Regions from separate parts of the Homo sapiens genome. Here region 1 is linked to region 2. Evidence: chromatin loops called from intact Hi-C (ENCODE). Cell type or tissue: OCI-LY7. All regions are shown on one strand. Region 1 overlaps LINC02663 (long intergenic non-protein coding RNA 2663). Region 2 overlaps LINC02663 (long intergenic non-protein coding RNA 2663).

What was found. A loop is a pair of places that touch in the nucleus more often than their neighbours do. Peaks named below come from ENCODE experiments on the same cell type or tissue, not always from the same donor. Only the 100,000 strongest peaks of a DNase experiment are listed, where the experiment ranks them.
Region 1: a loop joins it to region 2, with 8 times the contacts of the local background. A loop is called at or near these places in 2 of 110 quality-filtered maps.

Annotation. Positions count from the first base shown.
Region 1 is chr10:9,534,463-9,536,962 of GRCh38, reverse strand. All of the region lies in intron 6 of LINC02663 (long intergenic non-protein coding RNA 2663), which reads left to right. Among named protein-coding and RNA genes, the nearest start is that of LINC00709, 260 kb to the right of the region's middle. RefSeq lists an enhancer at 974-1,043. In OCI-LY7, no CTCF peak of the experiment used is centred here; a DNase peak (open chromatin) is centred at 1,002; H3K4me3 peaks cover 1,759 bases; H3K27ac peaks cover 2,343 bases.
Region 2 is chr10:9,706,068-9,708,567 of GRCh38, reverse strand. All of the region lies in intron 3 of LINC02663 (long intergenic non-protein coding RNA 2663), which reads left to right. Among named protein-coding and RNA genes, the nearest start is that of LINC02663, 170 kb to the left of the region's middle. In OCI-LY7, no CTCF peak of the experiment used is centred here; DNase peaks (open chromatin) are centred at 707 and 1,177; H3K4me3 peaks cover 1,457 bases; H3K27ac peaks cover 2,416 bases.

The DNA of each region.
Region 1 (2,500 bases), 170 kb after region 2:
AGAGATGTCTGTACTTCTGTGCTCATTGCAGCATTGTTCACAATAGCCAAAATATGGAAACAACCCAAATATCATTAACAGATGAATAAACAAAATATGATGTATACAGACATGTAATGGAATAGTATTCATGCTTTGAAAAGAAGAAAACACTGCCATTTGTTACAACATGGATCAACCTGGAGGACATTATCCTAAGTAAATAAATCCATCACAGAAGGACTGTATTGCATGCTTTGATTATATGAAGTATTTAAAATTGTCAAATTCATAGAAGCAGAGAAAAGAATGGTGGTTTACAGGGGCTGGGAAGACGGGTATCAAGGGATCTGTTTCTCCACAGGTTTACAATTTCAATTATGCTGTTTTGATGTGTATTTCCTAATAACTCATAATTTTAATCATCTTTTCTTTTGTGTATTAGCTACTTGTATATCATCTTTGGAGAAATGTCTACTCAAGTCCTTTGGTCATTTTTAAATTTTTATTTGTAAATTATATCCTTGAGTTGTAGAAGTTCTCAATATGTTCTGGAATCTAGTCTCTTATCTAATAAAGGATTTGTACATTTGTTCCATTCTGTGTGGCCTTTTACTTTACTGATTGTGTCTTTTGAAGGATAAAAAGTTTAAACTTTGATGAAGTCATGCCTGAATATTTTTCTTTCATTGTTTTTTGTGCTTTTGATGTTCATTGCTAAAAAATCATTGCCTGGTTCAAGGTCATGAAAATTTACATTTAGATCTTTGACCAATTTTGAGTTGTTTTAGATATGATGTGAGGTAATGACAGGATTTTTTTTTTTTTTTTTTTTTTTTTGAGACAGTATCTCACTCTCTCACTCAGGCTGGAGTGCAGTGGTGCATTCATAGCTCACCAACGCCTCTACCTCCAGGGCTCAAGCAATCCTCCCAATTACGTGAACATGATTGAAAGTAGGGTAGGTTGGAGGAAGGATCCAGACAAGAAGAATAGCATATGCAAAGGCCCAAAGGGAGACATGCAGCTGTTTGAACAATACTGAAAATAGGTCACTTTCGCTTTCATGGGCAGGGTTACAAGTGGTGGGGCGTAAAAACAGGTAGTTGAAAATAGAAGTGTCAGCAGAGGGGCATGGACAGTAGATGATACAGATCTCAAGAGTACTAATAAGCAGTTAAAGACTTTCTCTTGAGTAGAGTGAGCAGCTATTAGCATATTTTTACTAGGAAAATGACATGACCTGATTTGCATAACAAGGATCACACCAACATCAGTGGATTGGTAGGGTTTAAGAATGAAGTCAGCAAACAGGTTAACAGGCTGCTACAAAGATTTGTACTTTCCAATGCTTGATTTTCCTACAAAGTATGCATTTCGTCCTAGGCCCGCACCATGTTTCTGTGCAAAAACGAGTGTCCTAAAAATGACTCCCCATTCATGCTACTACTGTATGACCACCTACTAACCTGCTAAATTATAGTCTGTCATCTTTCAGATAAAGTAGATTCACACTTACATTTGGAGAGTAAGAAATGTGTTATCCATATTGTTTAATATCTTGGATAATTTTTTTAAAATGTGCTGTTTCTCATGGAGCTTTATAAAAACCAGTACTGGACACTAATCAGACATACATGCCACAGTAATAAAAATGAAGCAAAAAGTGTTTCTGCACTTTTATAGTGAGCGAGTTTCTTACCTGATAATGCATTTCTTTTTAAGTGATGAATGTAAGGAACTGGCAGTTTTAAATTAGGGGTTATGCAAAGGGTAGCCAAGAGGAAGAGAAATCAAATACCTTTTGTTTAAAAGTAGAATTAAAATGAGGCCAACAACCTGAGGGAGGTGATGTGAGACTGATTATAGGAATATCACGACGGTGTTTGTGTTAGTTAAAATATAGAAGCAATTTTTCCAAAAGTATTTTTATAAGACTCCAGCATGCCTTAAAAAGATTAAAAGTTCGTTAAATCTATAGTAGTTATAACTGTAACTAAACCACAAGGCAAAGAAAAAAAATTAAGTTATAATTTAAACTAAACTGAGCTGGATGAAGTGGCTCATGCCTGTAATCCCAGCACTTTGGAAGGTTGAGGCAGCTGGATCCCTTGAGCTCAGGATTTTGAGAATAGCCTGGCCAACATAGTGAAACCCTGTATCTACTAAAAATAGAAAAATTAGCTGGGCATGCTGGTGTGTGCCTATAATCCCAGCTACCTGGGAGGCTGAGGCATGAGAATCTCTTGAATCTGGGAGGCGCAGATTGCATTGAGCCGAGATGGCACCACTGCTGAGGCAGACAGATCACTTGAGCTCAGGAGATCGAGACCAGCCTGGCCAACACTCCAGCCTGGATGACAGAGCAAGACTCTGTCTCAAAAAAAAAAAAAAAAGAAAAAAAAAAGAAAACAAAGAAAGAAAACAAAGTAACTAAACTGGAAAGCAAAGGCAAAGAGCAATGGTCTGTTCCACAATCAGCTTGTGCAAAGGTATACACATGCAGGATAAATTCCACAGC
Region 2 (2,500 bases):
CAGTTTTAGATTGGTTCTGAGAATTAAGAACGTGAATAGAAAGCAGATCGATCCACTCATTGTCAGCAAATTCAGTGACTGAGGATGAAATAGGAAGTGATAGATGAAATAAGAGGCATAGAACCAATTAAGAACATCATCTCTTGCCATCAGGCACGGTGGCTCATGCCTATAATCCTAGCACTTTGGGAGGCCAAGGCAGGCAGATCACCTGAGGTCAGGAGTTCGAGACCAGCCTGACCAACATGGTGAAACCCCATCTCTACTGAAAATACAAAAATTAGCCAGGCATGATGGAGTGCACCTGTAATCCCAGCTACTCCAGAGGCTGAGGCAGGAGAATCGCTTGAACCCAGGAGGCAGAGGTTGTAGTGAATGGAAATGCGCCACTGCACTCCAGCCTGTGTGACAGAGTGAGACTCTGTCAAATAAAAAGAAAGAAAAGAAAAAGAAAAAGAAAGAGAGAAAAAAACGAACATCACCTCTAAATTGTGATTGCTTAGAAAAAGTAAAAAAATGAGCTGGGCGCAGTGGCTCACACCTGTAATCCCAGCACTTTGGGAGGCTGAGGTGGGCGGATCATGAGGTCAGGAGATCGAGACCATCCTGGCTAACACGGTGAAACCCAGTCTCTACTAAAAATACAAAAAACTAGCCGGGTGTGGTAGCGGGTGCCTGTGATCTCAGCTACTCAGGAGGCTGAGGCAGGAGAATGACCCGAACCTGGGAGGCGGAGCTTGCAGTGAGCGGAGATCAAGCCACTGCACTCCAGCCTGGGCGACAGAGCGAGACTCTGTCTCAAACAAACAAACAAACAAAAATAGAAAAAGTAAAAAAATGAAATGTTCAGGATTTATGTGAGGAGGATTGAGATGATTTTAGTTGTAGTTAACTGTCTTCAATCTTATTAGTGGGTCCCACCTGTCTCTATATAATATTGATGGACCCTTCTGAGAATAACACAGCCTTCTATCCACTCATTTTTTTCAAGCAGGAACGTTAAACACACCCCCGATAAAGCAATCCAAGACTGAGAAAATGTGAGTTTTATATACCCAGAACTTTCAGGTTTATCACCCTCCAGCACTTGTTTAATTTTCACACTAAATAATCATTTTGCTAAAAAGAGGAAATGAAATAGAGCTCATAGAGATGTTTGTTTCCTGTGTGTGTCACACAGCCCATTATTCTGTTATATTTAATCATAGGTTTCATATCTAAAGGGATAGAAAAGGGGGTTAAAAAGAGAGCTAGGTCAGCTACTGCACAACTTTATCATCATCGTGTCTGCATTTAAATTTCATAAGGTGTTTTCAGAACAACACTTTGTAAAGCATAATGCAAAGGCACCTCAGTTATAAAACTTGATGATATATATGTATGCTATTAGCTACCTCATGCTGAGAATTTTTCACTGTAAGATGTATCATATATATCATATATTCAGACATGTATATATAGTTTAAATAAGACTTATAAAGCAGATACTCACGTAACCACCAGTCAGAGCAAGAAGTGGTACAACCCAAGGCCCCAAATACCCTCTCCTGTGGCCCTCTTAGTCTACATTTCTTGTCTCTCTACTAGAGACAAATACTATATTGATTTTTGGGACCCCTTCCTTTATTTTTCGAGAGTTTTTAAACCTCTGCATATATCCTTAAATAATATAATTCAATATTGCCTATTTTCGAACTCTATCTGTATAAATGGAGAAATTATTTTTTTGACTTACTTCTTTGGACTCAGTAATATATTTTTAGAACGTATTTCTTTTGCTACTTTTAGATATATTTAATTCATTTTCATAGACGAATAGGATTCCATGTATACATATACTACATTTAGCTACTTTATCGCTATTGTATATTAGGGTTGTTTCCAGCAATTGTTGCATTGAATGTGTTGTACATGTGTTCACATGTCCAAGTACTTCTTACGGTACATACCCAGAAGTAAAATTGTTGGATCATAGCAAATGTACATTTATAATTTTACTATTATTGTTCTAAATATATAAGCAGATATACCATTTGCATTACCATGCAAACATAAATTACTTAGGCACAAATCTAACAAAAGTTGTGTAAGACATTAAATAGAAAATTTAACAACTTAATTGAGAAAAGCAAAAGAAGGTTAAAGTGAAGGAGATACACCATAGTCGGTATTGGATATTTCTAAGCATTTCAGAATCTTCAGAAAGCTTGGTACTGTGATTGTGTGTATGCATGTATTTGTGTTTAATTAATTTATATCATTCTTTCATTTATTTAATTGTCTCTTACTGAGGTTTTTTATGTTTATTTATTTTTACACTCAGCCCATTCTTCTGCATAAGAGGTTTCTAAAATTTGCATTTTAGTGATAACTAAAAACTCTTTGCAATGCTAATGGTAATTGAATTTTCTTTTTGTCACAGGCTTGTTCAAATGTCTTCTCATTTTACAAATTATGTTTCCTGTTTCCCATGTAGTGGTCTAGGACTTTTATATATTAT